Regions from separate parts of the Mus musculus genome. Here all the other regions are linked to region 1. The links are chromatin loops, found by intact Hi-C in ENCODE. Cell type or tissue: heart. All regions are shown on one strand. Links, peaks and the distances in the headings refer to the core of each region. The heading gives the core; the rest is flanking DNA. Region 1 holds the start of Jmy (junction-mediating and regulatory protein). Region 2 holds the start of Tent2 (terminal nucleotidyltransferase 2). Region 3 holds the start of Cmya5 (cardiomyopathy associated 5). Region 4 overlaps Homer1 (homer scaffolding protein 1).

The links. A loop is a pair of places that touch in the nucleus more often than their neighbours do. Peaks named below come from ENCODE experiments on the same cell type or tissue, not always from the same donor. Only the 100,000 strongest peaks of a DNase experiment are listed, where the experiment ranks them.
Region 2: it touches region 1 in a loop (2.2-fold over the local background); 2 of 42 quality-filtered maps call a loop at or near these places.
Region 3: a loop joins it to region 1, with 4 times the contacts of the local background. A loop is called at or near these places in 2 of 42 quality-filtered maps.
Region 4: it touches region 1 in a loop (2.3-fold over the local background); 3 of 42 quality-filtered maps call a loop at or near these places.

What each region holds. Positions count from the first base shown.
Region 1 is chr13:93,497,253-93,501,991 of GRCm38, forward strand. Jmy (junction-mediating and regulatory protein) reads right to left here and starts at 2,556. Exons shown (of 11, transcript NM_021310.3): 1 at 1,050-2,556. The coding sequence starts at 2,054. In heart, for the core only: no CTCF peak of the experiment used is centred there; DNase peaks (open chromatin) are centred at 1,359, 2,239 and 2,499; H3K4me3 peaks cover 2,961 bases; H3K27ac peaks cover 2,713 bases.
Region 2 is chr13:93,190,106-93,194,844 of GRCm38, forward strand. It overlaps Tent2 (terminal nucleotidyltransferase 2), which reads right to left and starts at 2,312. Exons shown (of 15, transcript NM_133905.3): 1 at 1,989-2,312. In heart, for the core only: a CTCF peak has its summit at 2,451; a DNase peak (open chromatin) is centred at 2,426; H3K4me3 peaks cover 2,446 bases; H3K27ac peaks cover 2,286 bases.
Region 3 is chr13:93,142,308-93,147,046 of GRCm38, forward strand. Cmya5 (cardiomyopathy associated 5) reads right to left here and starts at 2,417. Exons shown (of 13, transcript NM_023821.3): 1 at 2,051-2,417. The coding sequence starts at 2,199. Tent2 (terminal nucleotidyltransferase 2) reads right to left here. Exons shown (of 15, transcript NM_133905.3): 15 at 3,548-4,739. In heart, for the core only: a CTCF peak has its summit at 2,503 (motif pointing left); DNase peaks (open chromatin) are centred at 1,574 and 2,394; H3K4me3 peaks cover 2,083 bases; H3K27ac peaks cover 2,389 bases.
Region 4 is chr13:93,399,168-93,403,906 of GRCm38, forward strand. Homer1 (homer scaffolding protein 1) reads left to right here. Exons shown (of 10, transcript NM_147176.4): 10 at 2,874-4,739. The coding sequence ends at 3,062. Among named protein-coding and RNA genes, the nearest start is that of Gm6109, 47 kb to the right of the region's middle. In heart, for the core only: a CTCF peak has its summit at 2,036 (motif pointing right); a DNase peak (open chromatin) is centred at 634; H3K27ac peaks cover 1,309 bases.

The DNA of each region.
Region 1 (4,739 bases), core at 414-4,413:
GAAGAGTCTTGATAGAGGAAGTTGTAAATGTATGCATAGTGTATGGTGTAAGTGAGAAATAATAGTCTAGCAAAGTCAAACACCAAATATTCTAGTAAGAAACTAAGAACATTCCAGGTTCCTGGCCTAATATCAGTTAAATATACATACAAATGACAGCAATTCAGGAATAAAAACTCCATGAAACAGAGCTTCTCTCCATCCCAAGTTCAAGCACAAAATACTGTGACATTAAAACAAATTGCTTTGAAAAATTGTATATTGCCCATTAGAAGTCACCTTATTAAATTACACTTTTTAGTACATTTCTACAGAAGAGGCATGACTATAAACACACACTGAAGAGCTCACTACGTATAGCCTTTATTTCCTGTTATTTAAAGACTCAAGAAGTATGTTAAAGTGTTCACACTACATATAAAAGCTCAAAGCATTCCTGCCCTTGACCTACCTTCTCCCTAAAACAGGAGTGAAACTTGAGCCATCTGTAAAGACTTCATAGTCTAAAATCTTACTTATGTCAATTCTCATTTGGTCAAGTCAACACACTTTTTAAAAAATAAATTTAGGGCTGGGTGTAGTTCAGTGGTACACTTTGAGCACCGCAAAACGCTGAAAAGTAAAATTTCATACTTACCTATGTTGCCAGAGCACACAAGGCAAACAAAAGCAGATCAACTTTGATCGGTAAGACAACAATTTTCAGTACATAAACATGACACCCTGAAAGAAGAGCTAATGTCTGGGCAAGCTACTTTAGGGGGAGAGTAACATTCATTTAGTTTAAGATTACAGAATACCTGTTTTTCTAAATGCTTTTATCTCTACCTGTATTTTTAGTAAACTGGGTACTTTTTGGAGGGGTAAAAAAACTCAAAACTTCCCAAAGATCCATCGCTGAGATAAGTAAAGAAAGCCGATCAGGAGCCCTCCTGTTCTTCCTTTTCCCGCGGCTAGAAAAGAAGACACTTCGCAGACCCCAAACCCAGGCTCCAACACTTGGCAGTGAGACGTGAAAACTAGGACCGCTGCTCGGACTCCGCACTCACCTCCTGGATGCGCCTCCTGGCCCGCTGAAGCACCTCTTCATAGCCCTTCTGCCGCAGCTCGCTGAGGCTTTCGTAATACTCCTCCGGATCATCCGTCTCGGTGAAAAGAACCTGAGAAAGGATCTTCCAGCCACACGTGTCCAGGCCGTGGCCCAGGTATACCTGGAGTTGGTAACATAGAGCGTCGATCTCCTGCTCGGTCATCTCGGGGGCGCCCCCAAACAGCACCGTCCACATGCCTGACGGCTCTTCGGGGAACACCGGCAGACACGGCTCCAGCTGGGAGTTTACCGAGCACAGCTGCTGATGCACGGCTCGCAGATCCTGGAAGGAGAAAAGCCCGGCCCAGCTGCATTCTTCGGCCGGAGACTCCAGCTCCGCGGCAGACGGCGGCTGCTCCGAGTCCGGGAGCGGCTGTGGCGCCTCGTCCTCCCTCACCATTTCCAGGACCTCGATCTCCTCGGAGACCGCCCCGGAGGCACTCACCACCCGCACCGACGACACCGGGGGCACCGGGGGCGCCGGCGGGGCTGGCGTGGCACTGGCGGTCGCATCTCGGGATTCGGCGCTTCTGCGGAGCGGGCTGGCCTTAGCCCGCGCGGGGCTACGGAGAGGACTCTCCGGTCCTCTGCCCGCGGGACCCCGAGGAGGATCCCCCTTCAGGCTGCGCGCGCTGCGCGGAGAGCCGCCCTCGGCCCAGGCCTGGCTTTTCCGTGGCCCGGGACTCCGGAGCGCTGCTGTAGCAGAGGCAGCGGCCTCTGACCGACCCCTGGCCGCGGGGCTGCCCGGACCGCGACTCCCATCAGACGCGGGCGTCCCCGCCTGTTCCCGGGAACCGCTCCTCTGTCTCTGGGCCGTCCGGTTGTGACAGGTTATAGCAAACTTGCCTTCGATCTCGTTCCAGGCCACAATGAACACAAACTTGTGCTTCTCGCGCTCGTCGAATACGTGGGGCCGCACCGCCACCCAGTCGGACTCGAGTGTCTCCTCCAGCGCGAACGACATGGTAGCTCCGGTGCCCGGCGAGGGGGGTCGCCCGCCCGGCCGAGTCTCCGCGGTGGCCGCGCCCCCAGCTCACCCTTGCGGGGCGCCTGCAGCCATCTTAGCGCGCCGGCCGCTCACCCACCGGCTCCTTTGTGGTGCGGCTCTCAGAAGAGACAATACGCGGCCCGGAGCAGGTAGTTCACATGGTCACGTGCGGCCGGATCTGTTTACAAGCCGCTCGCTGCCGCAGCGCAGGGCCCTGGGCCGCCGGACCGGCCTGCGCGGAGCCGCGGGGCTGCGTGCTGAGGCGCGCGTCCGCCGCTCGCCCGCCGGGGCCTACCTCCCCGCCGCCCCTCTGCCCCCGGCCAACAGCGCCCAGCCAGCCAGAACCAGAACCAGAAAGCAGACTCCTAAAGCGCTAGTCTCAGCGTCGCCACAATGTTGCCATTCGGCTGTGACGTCTGCGGCTCCACGAGGGACGTAAACACGGGCACGTGCGGCACGCTGCTGACGCGGCGGCGGCAGCAGCGGCAACGGGAGCGGCGGCGCGCGTCCCGCCCGCCCGGCGGCGCCCCGCCCCCCTCCGCGTCCCTCCAGCCGCGCCTGCGCGCCGCCGCGTTCCTGGCCCCAGCCCTGCCCCCTTTTTCCCGGCCCGGAGTCTGTGGCTGCGGGATGACGCTTTTCTGCAAGATGAGAGACTGGTGTGCCCGGCCGCACAGGTTGCTTTGAACCCCCGGCAAGAGGAGCAAAGGCAGAGGGACTCTGAGACTTTGTTCAAGGACCTTGATGTAGCCCTCCTTCACCCTAAGTGAATCTGGATCGCCAACTGTGTTCAGACGCGTCCTAAACAGTCCGGGAACTCTGCCTTGCTTTACAAGGCTAAGCCAAAGGGTTCCATTCTCCCCTGACATCCTTCAGACACAATTTAAGTTAGACATGTATGCAAAACAACTCAGGAGAATACGAAAACAGTAGGAAAATTCAGTCACGTCCTAAAGAGCGTGAACATTTGTCTCAATTTATCCTTCTTTTATTGCTTCGGCTTTCCTCGTTGTGTACTGTTCTGAGAATCTCTTTGGGCAGTCACTGCACTAAAGTTTTGACATTGTATTCAGTTATCAGAGTTCCCAGAAAGCACAAACAAAAAGTTTTTATCAGCCTGGCAAGGCAGTGCATAACTATAATCCCAACACTTGGTGAGTAGAGGCAACCAGATATGGTAATTCAAGGCCAGCAGGGGCTACAAAAGACCTTGTTTCAAAAACCAGCCAGAAAAATCCAATTATTCATACTAAATTGTGTTGAAACATTCCTAATATTGTCTAGTAGGTTTATAATCCACTTTATATTATTGGCGTCATCTTTCCTGTCAGTGTCTAAGGCATCAAGCAGGCACTAATGTATAATAGGAATTAGTTCTTTTACTTTAAGCCACATTTCTAAAACGTGTGAAAATCATCTGAGTCACCCTCACGTTGTCAGCTACACACAGTTTTGTATTGGCCTGACATCTAAATTGATAGTCAAAAGTTTTAGACCTATCTCTTGGCTGAACTTTTTTTTTTGTTTTGGTTTTGGTTTTTTGGAGACAGGGTTTCTCTGTGTAGCCCTGGCTGTCCTGGAACTCACTTTGTAGACCAGGCTGGCCTCGGACTAAGATATCTGCCTGTCTCTGCCTCCCAAGTGCTGGGATTAAAGGCGTGTGCCACCACCGCCTTGCTGAACATTTTAAACTTTAAACATCTGCTTTGAAACCCATGCCTACTCTTGGACCAAACACACACACACACACACACACAGCAAGATTCAGAAAAAGATAAAAATGACTTCAACCTTTTGGAATTCTTATAATGAGCTGCATATTTTCAAAGCTTGTACATATGTGTCAGCTCTTCCGTGCAAATCAAAAGCACCTTTGAAAACGCTGGGAGAGACCCAAGTATGGTGGCCCACTCCTTTATTCCACAACTCAGTAGGGAGAGACAGTCAGATCTCTGGGAGTTCATAGCCAGCTGGTCTACAGGGAGAGGGAGAGGGAAGAGGGAGGGAAGGGGAAGAGGAGGAAGAGGGGAAGGGAGAGGAGGGAAGGAGAGGGAGAGGAGGGGGAGGGGAGGAGAGGAGAGGGGTCTGGGGTGTTACTCAGTGCTTGGGGTACTTACAAAGCACTCATGAAATCCTGAGTTCAATTTCCAGCAACACAAAAATAAATAAAATGCTAAAGGAAAGAAACCCACTGCAAATTGGAGTCTTCAGCAAGTAACGTTACAGAAAAATTGTCCTTTTGATAAAAAGATAACTGCTTAGTTTTTTTGTTTTTTTGTTTTTTTGTTTTTTTTTTGTGATAGAGTTTGAAATCACCAGCTCTCTTTATTCAATACATTTATAAATCTGCAGAATGCAGGCTAAATATGCCTAAAAGAAATCAATGCCAGGCTTGGTAGCTATACCTCAATTCTACCATCTGGGAGTCTGGGGTAGGATTGCCTCCTGTAGTCAGCCTGAGCCACAAGGTTAGTCTACCTCACACAAAACAGAGCAACATTTGATGTACATGGATTAACTGTCATACCTATCTACTGCTATAAAATTGTGACTTATCACAAACCACGGAGGGGAAACGGGTTCATGTTTACACAGGTGTTAAGTATTTTCCCCTAACATACTTGCCACTGTGCTTTTTCAAATGGGAAGTCTCGCTGTTTCAAG
Region 2 (4,739 bases), core at 454-4,453, 310 kb before region 1:
ACAGAGATCAGCCTGCCTCTGAGAAACAGTCATTCTTCTGGAGTCCTAAAATAAAATACTAGTCAGGTTCTCTCAGGAATCCTGACCCTTAAGCCAAACTTACCTGACAGACTTCAAACAGAACCATTCCTAAGAAAGTTAACCAACAGCATTCTAGGCTTACACCCCCCACCCCCATAGCCTAAACAATCCTCTAGAGATAAGAAAGTTAATCAAAACCCAGAGATTTCAAAACTGTTTTCTAATATACTTCAATGATTGTAATGATATTAAAACAATAATCTACTGCAAAAACACAAAGGAGCCAGGTGTGGTGGCATACAAACCTTTGATCCCATTGCTTAAAAGACAGAGGGAGGCAGATCTCTGTGAGTTCAAGGCCTGCCTGGTCCAAAAACATGGTAAGGTCTAGGCTAGCTAAAGCTATAGAGAGAGATCCTGACTGAATAGCAAAACAAAACACAAGAGATGTTTGTAAAATAGTTTAATGAAATAAGATCAAGTGAAACTATCATCACTATATCAGAACTTCATAAAATTTTAACCATTTTCGTTATAGTCTTTAAAAAGCTTCCCCCACTAGAGACTACCTGTAAGTTATTTCACATTTTCTGTAGTAGTATGACTAAATTTTATAGTAACATCCAGAAATAGATAGTATCCTACTTTTCATATCTTAAAAGTTACTGGCTTTTAAATCTGTACAAAACAATAAAATAGGATAATCTAGGTAAAATGTGTACTGTTTTTAAAAAGCATTGTACTACTTCTTGCCTTGAGAAAAGAACCTTAAAGACTGTTTTGTCTAATATGCTTAAATCAAGGCAAGATTAATACAGGTTTATGTGTAAATGAAGACACGAGACAAGACAGTAACAGAGTATTTCTAGTGATAACAGTATTTGGTCTCTTAATTTGCAACTGGAATTAACTTTAGTCAAATTGATCTCAACAAGAAGTTATAGACTACTCAAGTTTACATAACTGTCTCTTCACCAAGATTCCTGAGAAAGTAGCAATTTCCTACAAGAACTGCATGGCTTAATCAAGTTATGTGTGCACTCTAAGTGTCTTGGATCAGTTCTTTGTTCTACAACACAAGTGTAACTCCCAGATCCTGCTCAGCATGCACTGTCAAAACCACCTTCAGGCTCTGAACAGAGCATTCTTTTTATTAAAAATTAAATTCCATCTAAGAGTTTCACAGAGTCTGTGTATTTCTCGAACACATACAATTGGGGCAATTCACACCAACCAGTGTTTCTATTACAGGTTACTAATCAGTACAGATTAACCGTGTTAATAGCTGTTAACACAGCAAAGCCCTATAGTACTAAACTATGTACTATGATGGTAGTGTGACTTCACAAAAACCATACGCTAAACACGTTAAATTTCCAATCCTGTTTGACCTGCACAATTTTTCCTCTTCCTCTTATCAACAAACTAATTACTTTAAACAACGCTCAAATAGGGCAAAACAAGAAACTTAAATCACAGATACCAGGAAACACATTGCCCCTTGTGTTCTTAAGCAGTTAAAGAAAGGAGAGCCCAACCACAAATATGACTAGGAAAAGTGAATTCGACCATCAGCCAGTCCTGACCTGACTGAGATGACTCCATGCTGTTTAATTGTCTCAGAGATAAATGCCTTCCACAAGAGTTCGTTAATTTAGACATTTACCTTGGGTCTCCACTGCCTTTTGGAACTCCAAGAGGGAGTATCAAGACAGTCTTACTCTTTCGGTCTAGGGAGTGAGGAGAGGGCGGGAGGCGACATGAGAACTAGCGAGAAGACAGATCAGAGAAAGGCCAACATTCTTCCCAAAGTCCGGCGGCCTGGGAACGCCCCTAATCCAGGGAGCTCCGGGGGAGCGCCAGGCTCTCCCGCGCAAAACACAGCGCCAGTCTCAGCCAAGTTTCACGCGCCCGGCCGGGGACCGGGGCCTGCACTCGTGCATCCCCACCGAAGCCCTGAAACTCACCGGCGTCCACGCCGAAGGGCCGAGCGGGGCCCAGCGGCACTGCCCGCCAACACGCTCCCAGGCCGGAGCTGCCGCCCGAGCAGGCAGAGGTAGGAGCAGCCAGCGGCCCGGCGCAGCGAGGCCCAGCTCGGGCGGGCAGGGCGGCGGAGAGTCACGAGCCTAAGGCCAGGCCCGCGCGGCCGTGGAAGGCTGGGGGTGGCGACAACAAAAAGAAAGGGGGGTGGGGGAGGAAAAAAAAAAAAAGGCGGAAGACTAAAAAGTCGCCGAAAAGGCGGCGTAGACAACCCTGTCACAGGACCCGGAAGATCAACGTGACCCCGGAAAGGAATCATCAGCGGGAGCGAAAGGTCAGACTTCCGGCAGCCGACACTGGAGAGCGCGTTTGCTGAGCTGCGCAGGCGCACAGCCCCACCCTGGTCCAGCCAGGGAGTCTGCGGCGGCTGCTGAGATGGTGGCGAGGGAAGGTACAGCCCGGCCCTTCCGCAGGGCAGTAGGCCACCCCGCTCCGCTGGCGCCGCCTCCTAAGTTACGTGCCGCTGGCCATTTCCAGGAGGCCTGTTCTGTCCATGGAGGGCCTTCCAGGAGATATCCAAAACCAACCTTCCCATTGCTGGAAAGATCAGTATGAAATCGTGGGTGATGTTCTCCTCAACAACAAACAAACAAAAACAGTTTCTTGGAGACAAAATCATGCCTCTAAGGCCCCCAAAACCACCCACACATTACCCTGCCCTAGCTCGCACTCACTTGTCTAACAAATACCCACCATTGTTTCTCATTGAGAGAACTTTAGTATCTGGTGAAACTGTCTAAACTGCTTGATTTATTGATGAATATCTGTAAACAATAGCCCTGTTTTGTCCCCGTAGAATCTGACCGTTCCCAATCCCGAAAGTAATGATTTGTTTACTGCTTTTTGGTTTTCTTGTTATTTATTCTGGGTTTTTTTCCCCCATTGTTTTTAGTTTGGTTGTTTTTTTGTTTTTGTTTTGTTTTTGTTTTGTCGGGACAGGGTTTCTCTGTATAGCCCTGGCTGTCCTGGAACTCACTTTGTAGACCAGGCTGGCCTCGAACTCAATAGTTATTCAATTTTTAATTTTTCTACCTTAATTCACAAACTGAGGTCATTTCTGTGATAATACTTAGAGTCGTTTGATAACTTACTATATGAATAATAACTTAACTGAATCCCACTTATTTCGATAAAGAGTTTTCGTTTCACTTGACTTGCAAAGTCTTTATAAATTATATTTGAATCATTTAAATAATTTTTTAAAAAACTTGTCACGTGCTTCCGAGTATCATCTGATGTGGTAAATGTTAATTGTGCTTTGGTAATAAAGTATGTTCAGTTATTGTGTAGAGTATTTTATAAATGTCAGTTAAGTTGATCTTCAACATGGCTCTGGTTTCCTGTCTTGCTTGTCTTTTCGGGCATAAAAAGGGCATATAAGAAGGCTAGGGCCAAGACAGGTGTGGTGGTGCACGCCTTTAATCCCAGCACTTGGGAGGCAGAGGCAGGCGGATTTCTGAGTTCAAGGCCAGCCTGGGCTACAGAGTGAGTTCCAGGACAGCCAGGGCTACACAGAGAAACCTTATCTCGAAAAACCTAAAACAAACAAACAAAAATGTCAGCCTATCATGTATGAGTCTCTGGGTTCAATACCCAGCACTGAAAAAGTACTGAAATATGGCTATAATTATGGCTCATTCTCTATTTCTTTTCTGTCTGTCAGCTGCTACTGCCCTTATTTATCACCCGCCAGAGAAAGTTTTTATTGTTATGGAAAGATCTACATTGTAAACTGACCTACTTTTTGCTGTTATTATTACTCTGAAGTACGTTCTTTCTGAGCATAATGCAGGTATTCCAGCTTTATGGTGGATAGTATTCATGTGCATTTTAAAAGGGAGACTGTATTTATGAATTTTCTCCTCACTCTAACCAAAATATCTGATAGAAAGGTTTCAGTTGGCTCATGGCTTCAGAAATTTCAGTGCAGTGTAGCTAGGAAGTCATGAAAGAGTTCACCACAGCCAACAGCATGCTCACACCTGCCCAGTACCAAACTGATTCATCTTCACGAACTTCTATACAATTAGAATGGCTGTTTTAAACCATGAAGCTCCACTTAGGACTTCACATTTCCACTACCAATTACATTGTATACACTTCACCACCACATACACATTAAAGAGTTTTTTAAACTTAAAAAAAAAAACTATGACAGAATTGGCTCACAAATATGAAACACCAATAACTACTTTTAAAACTGTTCAACATCCCTAGTTATCAGAGAACTGTAAATTAAAATTACTTTGAATAAGTTAATTCTCACTCCAGACAGAATGCTATCATCAAGAAATCTGACAATAAATGTAGAAGAGGATGGAGGGTGAAAAAAAAAAACCTTACCCTGGTGGCAAAGCAAATCAATGAGCCAGTATGAAACTCAGTTGTGGGGGGCTGGAGAGATGGCTCAGTGGTTATGAAAGAAAATAAAACTTGAGACCTGTGATTTTTTTTTTTTTTTTTTTTTTTTGGTTCTTCGAGACAGGGTTTCTCTGTATAGCCCTGGCTGTCCTGGAACTCACTTTGTAGACCAGGCTGGCCTCGAACTCAGAAATCCGCCTGCCTCTGCCTCCCAAGTGCTGGGATTAAAGGCGTGTGCCACCACACCCAGCTTATAATCATTAAAAGAAAATTTTATTTTATTAGTCAGGGTTCTCTAGAGAAACAGCACTGATAGA
Region 3 (4,739 bases), core at 434-4,433, 350 kb before region 1:
CGCACTGAGGAGTGAGAGCTACATCTAATTAGAGCTACCACTGCCTTCCTAGCACCCCACCATGGTCCATGCTGTCTTTGTGCTGCCTCTTCATAGACTCTCTTCTGACATCCAACTTTGCTATCTGCCTGTTGTCAGTGCCCTCAAGTCCTATTGAGTCACTCACCCTCTAGCTCAAACAGGTCTCCATCACCTCCTACCATTTCCCCTCAGCTTATTCTGACACGTTTCCTTGCCGTGGTTACTTTTCTGCCTATGGTCAGAACAGGCTGAGATTACCACAGATAAATCCTCACTAGAAGGTCTTAGCTTTTGTTTGGCAAGGGACAACTCAGAAGTGGTGCTTGAAACTGTCAGGTGACCCAGTTGTAGTGTAGATGAGCTCGTTATTCTGGGAAATAGTGGCTGAGCAGGGATATGGGTGTCCCACATGTCACTGTGAGAACCTCTTCTCTGCATGCCTGGGTTGCTGGTCCTCCTCCTCCTCCCTCTCCCATTTCCCATGGGCACCTTCCCCTCTGCCCTTCCTTCGTGCATCTCCTGCCCATCCTCTGATATCCAGTCTGGAGCCAGTGCTCGCTGATTCTAGACCTTCTGCCCTCATTCTGACCTTCCACAGTACAGTGTTTATATAGCATAAAGTCCTCCTCAGCATATAGTCATAATACTCATAATTTCTATCGTTTCCTGCAAAGTTTTTGAGGGTAGAGTGTGTTTCCTTCTTGGTAGTTGCTTCAAGATTTCCAGCTGATGGTTTTCTGCAATTGGCGGTACCCTATACATGTACACGGGACTACATGTATACGCATGTGGAGACCAATCCCTCATGTACAGTTTACCTTAAAAAGAAAAAGCCATCACCACCAGCCTGGAACTCACTGACAGCACAGTGAGCCTCAGGGATTCTGTCTCCATCTCCCTAACAGAGATAACAAGCACAAGCCACAGTGCTGGGCTTTCCGCCAGTACTGCAGGTATTGACCATAGGAACTGGGGATTAAGCTCCAGTCCTTGAGCTCACAAGGCAAGCACCTTACCAGCGGAGCCATCTCCCCAGCCTTCAATGCCACTCTTGGGCTACTCCAACTTGAACAATTCTGGTCTTGGTTGGGCATTCTGAAATGATAAACCATCACTTGCCACCCCCAAAGCCTTTTGATAGGACCACCCAGGAAGAGATACCATTGATGACATGCTTACGATTAAACAAAACATCCATACTACTATTGTCATTTTAGGGCTGGATGAAAAGGGACAAAGTAGAGACAAAGTAGAAAGCCTTAATGCGTGCACACACACACACACACACACACACACACACACACGTATGTATGTATATAGTATTACTTAATCTCATTCGCCTTATTGATAGATATTTAGGACCAGAACGACTTTTAGGACAGACGTTGCTAAAACATCACCCAGGAGAGCCCAGCTGGCCTGGAAATCAGTCTTCCTGCTTCTGCCTTTCTATTATTGGAATCACAAGGGCAGGCCAGCCACACCTGGCCTTCATGATTCTTCCCTCTAAGGAGTGTATGGGATGTTTGCACCAAAATAGCTTCCATACAGCAAACTAGCCCAGCGCTAGAACTCTAGGAGGCTGCCATACCTTTGAAGGTAATGGACAGAGCCTTCTGACTCCAGACCCTTCCCCAAGCTCAGGCAGGCAAGATTGATCCAGGGCGGGGAGCCAGAGGCAAGTATTCCAGCACAGTTTTGCGGTTAGGCAGAACCCCAAGTAAGTCTCCAAGAATAAACGAGCAAGTCACAAGGAGCTGGGAGGCGGGGGTGGGGGAGGGGGTGGGGGCCGACTGTGAACTTTGCTGCAGGCGGACCTGTCACTCCTGCTGACAGCAAGCACCTTGCACCTTCAAGTTTTTAAAGAAGGCGGCGCGTCCCAGACAGTGTGCTTGGCTCCGGGGAAATGAACTTCTGAGGTTGGAAAGGGAAAGGAAAAGGTTGGGGGGGGGGGGGTGGCCACTGGCCCGGCGGGACACCTGTGGAGTGGACAGCTTTGTTAGGTCCGGGCGGTTCCCGCTCAGGCTACCTGGCGTCGGGCTCCTCCTCCGACTCGGCCGCCGTCTCCTCCCCCTCGCCCTCCGACTCCTCCTCCGTCTCCAGCTCCTGGGCCACCTCCTCGTCTGCACCCCATCCTAGGAAGCCCTGGGCTGCGAGTCCGCTGTCGCCGCTCTCCATCGCGCCTGTCCTGGCCGGAGTCGGAGCTGCCCACGCCTCGCCCGGTGTTCTCCGTCTGACTGCACTTTGCCAGGGCCCGCGGGGCTGCTTGGGTTCCCGGCGCGCGGGGCGGGGTCGCCCCAAGCCTTTAAATAGAAGGCGTCAAGAAAGTTTCGCCACGGAGCTTCTGCGGCCCTGGCTCAGCTTCCTCTGGTTCCAGTCCCTGCCAACTTCCCCGCCCGTTTTGGCAGATCTTCAGCGGCCTTTGTGGCCAGGGCAGAAAGCAGTGTTGAGCGTCAAAAGGACCCACCAGCCCAGCCTTCCATCTAGTGGCCTGGTGGTTCTTACACTTCTAGCTGAGCTGCGGGTGCTTCGTGCCAAATGAGGCAGCATCCAGAGAAGATAACGTTATGGTTTGTAGCTAGCTTAAGGCCCCACTGCTCTTACTGTGACAATGGAAACAAACTAGCGCCCTAGGGGACTAAGATCTCATTGGATCAAGTAAAGCCAGTGCTTAACCTGTCAACCACTGCTCTAGGACGAAAGCCCAAGATCCTCATAGAGATCAAATCCTGACTAATCCACTTTTAGAAATCAGGTATTTACACAGTATCAAGTGAATTCTTTCTGCCTGAGAGGCCCACCTGTTCACTTATTCAAGATCACCACCTTTCTCTGAAATCTCCATGTTTGAACTCCTGCTCCTCTCCAGGAACTCAAAGCAGTCTTTTGAATATGATTGTTTCTGTTTGTAAGATAATGTTTCTGAAAAGGCCTAGACCTGTTTAGTACAACGGTTAGAAAGACGGCTAGATCTCCAAACCTTTATTTTAATCATCGCAGATTCTTACAATTGTTAAATGAGATGGAAACTAAGGGTATTATTCTCCAGTTACATCAGCTTGTGTGCTGTACATCGGGTCTGAGGACAGAGAGGTATAGATAGGCATCCTCTTTTACCACTGATTTTGCCAAGACCCTATTTCAAACTAACTCAAAATTTAGAATTATTTAGAGTCCACACGTCTAATACTAACAATATTTTAACAGCACATCCAAACAAAAAATGTAGTATTCACTTGAAATTGAAAAGATTTTAAGTCTCCAGCTGGGGAAATGCTCAATGGGTGGAGCACTTGCGTAGCAGACACCGGCTGTGTTTAATCCCTAGCACTGAAAAGAAATTGTAAAAAACCAAACACCTTTAGCTGATACAGCTGGACTGCCCTGAGTATATGATCTTAAGTGCTGGCTCATGGATTCCAGTATGCAGATTTCTTAAGCCTTTTGTCTATTTGTTACAACAAATAGTCTGACTAGGAGAGTGGAACCACTGAAAACAACATGGTGGCAATGCAAGAGTCCACACTACGGCAAAGTCTGAGGCTTTATTAAATGCCATAGTGCTGCAGAGTAGAACACCCGTCCCCAAGGGACTATGATTGACAAACATTACCTGAGGTCACACTGAACTGTTATACTCAATACACTCTGAGAAAGCGCTGCACAATGTGGGATAAATCTTAGAAATGTTTCCAAGAAAAAAAATCATATGTAAATTTTTTTAAACTGCATCAAAAGTACTACAGATCAGTATTCTAAAAAACTGACCCATAGAGAAAGCTCTAATCCTAATTATAACACAGAAGTAATGTGGTTCACAGGCTCCAGATGAGCTTCGTCCCAGACACTCTTCGCATTCAATAATCAAGCACGATTAGGTTCCGATCAGTTAAGATAATTACAGCCTTAATATCACAAAAACAACTGCACAGAAAAATAACACCTCAACAATGTCCAGATATAAACTTTATTCCATTTGACAGCATACAAAAATTTAAACTTAAAAAGAAAAAAGAAAATATGCACCCTTTGTAAGTCAAACAAAGTGAAAGTTTTAGTTTTTTAATTGGTCTGCAAAAAATAGTTTAGTGGTACAAATTGTACCACTGTAGGCCTACAAGAAGTTTGCAATCTTTGAAAAAGTTAAAACTGCCTTCAAGATTACTTTTTATATTTAAATGTACAATACAGGTACTGACCAATTTACAAGTATTTACATAAACTAAAAACAATCTTATTAAACAGCTTAGCTTGCATCTGAACTACTACTTTCATGTGGAAGAGAAATACTAAAAAAGATTTTTGTATAAACATTAAACTTTTATTTATAACTTTATTGTCTTATCTAAAACACTTTGTAGTGGCTTACTGCCTAAAAATTCCAGTTTAGATTATAATCCACGGAAATCTGATTCTACAAGTAGGATATAATCTCAACGTTGATGTTTCCGTTTTCTGCTGTTTCCTATCATGAGGAAAATAAAACCAGGAAAACAGGCGAAGCCACAGTGCACAGGTTCACTGTGCTATCAGAAAGCAGAAGAAACTCCATTTTTTCCAAAATATTTAAGTCAGAGACTTTCAAATAGTCCATAAACAAGTCACTAACTGTTGTTAGTGTTCCTGTTACAACAGTGCAAAATGTATTGTTTCAACACAAAATCTAAAGCAACCTCCAGAGTCTATCAAAGTCAGTTGTGAAGTGCTATAAACAGTAC
Region 4 (4,739 bases), core at 426-4,425, 98 kb before region 1:
AAACACTTACTACTTTGTCCACTCAGAAACAGCTTCTACTTTTTTATTGCCAATATCTTCTTTCTAGACATCATTAAGTAAAGACCATTTTACTCATGCTGAATAACTTATCCCTAGTGTCTACTGCATCTGCCCAACAACTAATTGTTAGATAACGTCTTCAAAATACATACATTTCTTTTACTGCTGTGTAGATATGAGTTATTGACGCTTCTCTTGTCGATTGAAATATCCTGATATGTGTAAATGTTCATAGTCTATTATAAGATATATCTTAAGTGCATACTTGATATCTTAAGTATAATCTGCGAGGCAGATGTCAAGACAATTTTTGTATGGCTTTTATTTAGATTGAATGGTGTAGGATTTAAATGTAGTGAAAATTAGTATAGCCGGTCCCATTGGCTATAGTTTTAATATGTAATTTAAAAAAAAAATCTATTTTGAGTCTCTTAACAAAGGAATTTGAGATTCTGTTCTATTATTTTTTTTCATGTGCAGCATGAAATTGGTGGCCCTCGTGTGCCTTAAAGATGAGGAAATTAACTGACAAAAGCAATGGTAGAAGGCAAGCCCGGGGAGAGCAGCAAAGGCCAGAAGGAGACTGGCGAGTGCTGGCTGTCACTTCAGTCACACTACTTGGCCCCTACTCTCTAGGTTATCTATTCTTACCTAGAACATATTCTCCCCATCTAAAAATAGGTCACAGCCATCTGTATAGTGTGAGTGCTGCTATGTTACCTAACTAGTACATTTCCTACAGAGGCCTGTCTTGGAGTAGGACATTCATCTAAAGAGTATAGTGCGGCTTTAAACAACTGAAGAAATAGTGTTTTGTGAGGTTCCATTTAAAATGTTTGGATGTTACATTGGGTGGAGAAGAGAACAAGGGGCCTTTCATTTCTAAGGGACGCTGTAGAGGGCAAACTGGGCAGTGGCTGTGAGCTGGACATGATGAGGAGTGACGTTCAGTCTATTTCTGTAGCTGGAAACATTCAATCCTTAAGCTTGTTGAAATGCAAAAGAACACTCTGCAGTCATGAGTGCAATTTTCACATTTGATCACAGGACTTCTTCCTCTCTAATAGTTTACAGCCTCTATGGATTTAGCTTCTAAATTTATTACTATTAATTTCAAATTTTTTATTAGATGTCTTCACTTTGCAGATTATTCGAAGATTGATTAAAAACATGCAAGACTAACGTTGAAGTGGCTAACATCAAGTAGCAAACACTTTGAGATTGTACTGGGCTGTTAGACTCTTAAGTTATAAACTGTAGCTGTGCTGTTTCCCTCTTGATTCTTCTACACATTGGAGCTCATCTAAGCATGCTATAATGTCAGATCACATGGTTATGATGAGGATTATCAATTGTTACTTTTCTTTTTTTTTTTTTTTGGTTTTTTGAGACAGGGTTTCTCTGTATAGCCCTGGCTGTCCTGGAACTCACTCTGTAGACCAGGCTGGCCTCGAACTCAGGCTGCCTCTGCCTCCTGAGTGCTGGTATTAAAGGCGTGCGCCACCACTGCCCGGCCAATTGTTACTTTATTTAATGTTTTCAAATCAGTTTACCCAAATCTTTTTCTCAAGACTTCAATGTTTTAATTACATTTATATATTTATTATGTGTTTGCCACAGTGGATTGTAAATTTCCACTATGTGTGTATGGTGTATGTGTATGTGAGTGAATGAGTCAAGGTCTCACTATGTAGCTATGGGTGTCCTGAAACTCACTCTGTAGACCAGGCTAACCTTGGTCTCACAGAGATCTATCTGCCTCTGCTTCCCTAGTACTGGTGTGCAATACTATACCCAGGTTGTGAGTTTTGGAAACAAGAATCTTTATCTGGTGAGCATCTTGCTGGCTCTAAACGCTTCCATTTTTGAAAATATTGTGAAAAAAAATAATATGGAGAAAAAAGTATTCCTAATGCAAACAGCAGAATTCCTTCATTTACATCTTTATTTCTATGTGTATGAATGTTTTGTCAACATGCATATTTATGTACCACATGCATGCAATGCCTGTGGAGGCCAGAAGATGGCATTGGATTCCCTGGAACTGGAGTTACAGATGGATGTGTGCTGCCATGTGGGTGCTGGGAATTGAATCCTGGTCCTATAGAAGAATAGCCAGTGCTCTTAACTGCTGAGCCAACTCTAAATTTGATTTTTTTAAAGCTTAAGCTAAATCATCACTCATGTAATTTTGGCTTTTTGGACTTGCTTCATTATCTAGTATTTGCCATAGATTTTGTGTTGTCACAAAATTTTGCTTTCTTGTTGTCATTTCTCTCTTTCCTGGATTGCCAGCATAGAATTGGCAACTTTATACTTCTGTTACATGCAGTTACTGTATCTATGCATTTTAGTCTCTAGAGTTGAACAATTATATATTCTTAAACATACATTCCTTTGATCCTGACTGTGAGATCAGGATCAGTATAAGACCAAGTTGCACTCTCATTTTAGGGAGTTGCTTCCTTTCTAACTCTAACTTTAGAGTTACTGGTTAGAACTTACTTCCTTCTTGTCTCTGCCTACCCTCATCTTATTTCTCAGTTACGTAGGAGTAGCAATAAAATGGAGTTGTACATAATCTTCCACAACAAGGGTGTTGTGCTTGCCCTGTAACTGCATGGCGTGAAACAGGAGCAGCGGTTTGCTATTGATGAGAGGTCAGGTGTATCATAACCAAGCCGTGGCTTTCTGAGATGGCTGAATACAAATCTCCTTAAATTGTATGAAGTTGAATGTCAGAGGCACAGCCTGATTGTCAGACTTACAGGAGGACACTAGGAATGGTAGGAATGCATTGTCGTCTGAAGGATGAACTGACATGTATGTGTGTTATACTTTTCTTTCTGAAGGAAGTTGAAATTCGAAATAAAGACCTGGAGGGGCAGCTGTCTGACCTAGAACAGCGCCTGGAGAAGAGCCAGAACGAACAAGAGGCTTTCCGCAGTAACCTGAAGACACTCCTAGAAATTCTGGATGGAAAAATATTTGAACTAACAGAATTACGAGATAATTTGGCCAAGCTACTGGAATGCAGCTAAAGAGAGTGAAATTTCAGTGCCAATAGATGGAGAGATGCTGTCTGTCTTCCTAGGACTGTTTGGGCTCCGTACCAAGATTGCACAAAATTTTTTGAATATCATTCCTCCAGGAGGAGGGTGTTTTGAAAATTGGAATTGTATATTTCAGTATAAATTTTAGAATTTAGCTTATAGCTAGTTGGGGAAAAAAAAAGACATGAAAAACTTGAACTACAAATTACCTCCATGTATATTGGCCATAGTTAACTGGAAAGTTATAAGTAGACACTTTAATGCAATCTTTTCCCCCTGATATTAGCCAATGGGAGAATTAACAATGTCTGGGTCCCTTCTCCTCTTTTGTTCAACACAGTGAAGATTATATGCTTTTTAAATTTATTTATGATATCTACAGCTGTGTTTTGTGCAAAAACTTAGTAATGGAAGCCCTGTCTTTGTTGTTATCTGAATAATTTCTCAGGATAATTTTTCGCTGCTGAGAAAGGGCCATTACCAATTAATCCTTGCCAGGAGTTGGGGAGCTATGCCTCTAAGTGAAACTCACTATCAACGGGTGTCTGGAGTTCTTCCCTTTTTGTACTGAGAGTGTTTTCACTCTAGTGACTACTCTGGTACACTCTGCTATCTCCAATCTTGTCTGTTATATAGTTTACTTTTCCATATTGATTCCATGTATTTATGAGAGGATACTGTCTCCCAGTTTATTATACATTTTAAAGCCAACTAAACAAAGGCAGCTGAGTCCCTCAGATATTTTTCTTTTTAAATTTATAGTAAATTTGACACACAGAACTGAAATACAGCAGTCCGTCCTTGACGGTTTAGTCTAGCAATGTTAAGTATATTTACAGAAAATATGCAGTTACATTTATTTATATATTTGGCAAGAAATCTTTTCTGAGTGATCAATGCATTTCAATTTATGAAAAATAATGGTTAGGGGGCACTGTTTATTATAGATAATTTTAAGGTATATAACTGTTTTCAAGGACGGCCACTTCCACCTAGCGGTCAAGCCGAGAGGACTGCATCTAAATTGTGACTGTGGCAGATGGGTCTTCACAGAAACCATGTCTTTATTCAAACTTCACAAGGCTATATTTTGAACTGTTAACTAGGCATTTCAAAACAGGAGATACCTTCAACAGACTCTTCTCCAAGAGCAGGTTTTACTGTTTTTTTGATGTAATTTTAAGACATTTAGCAAACATGCATTTCTTTATATGATACATTTCTTTCACAAAACAATTTAAAAGTAAGCCAAGTGCTGCCTGCTCTGCGAGTAGGAACTGCATCAGAATCGTGTATCTTGCTGTACAATGCCTGTGATAGTGAAGAGGGTTCTTCTTAGTGTATGCTTGGGTACCTAACTCTGGAGTCAATGAATGCACCCAATTTTTTTTGTTTGTACCCCAAATGATTGAATTGTTAAATACAAATTAAGCAGATTAACCCATCTTTCTCACTCAAACAGATTCTTTAGTATGTTTTATATTTATGTGTATGTATGTCAATACATACATACTAATTTATATTAGAATGAAAATAAATCGTTTGTTTCTAAAGGTAGTTTCTACAGTAAGGTGTCTCTGACACATGTGTATCAGACACTGGACCACCATGTATTCTCTGTGCTATTCCATCCTGCCTGTCACCTCCATCAACCTTAGGGTATTT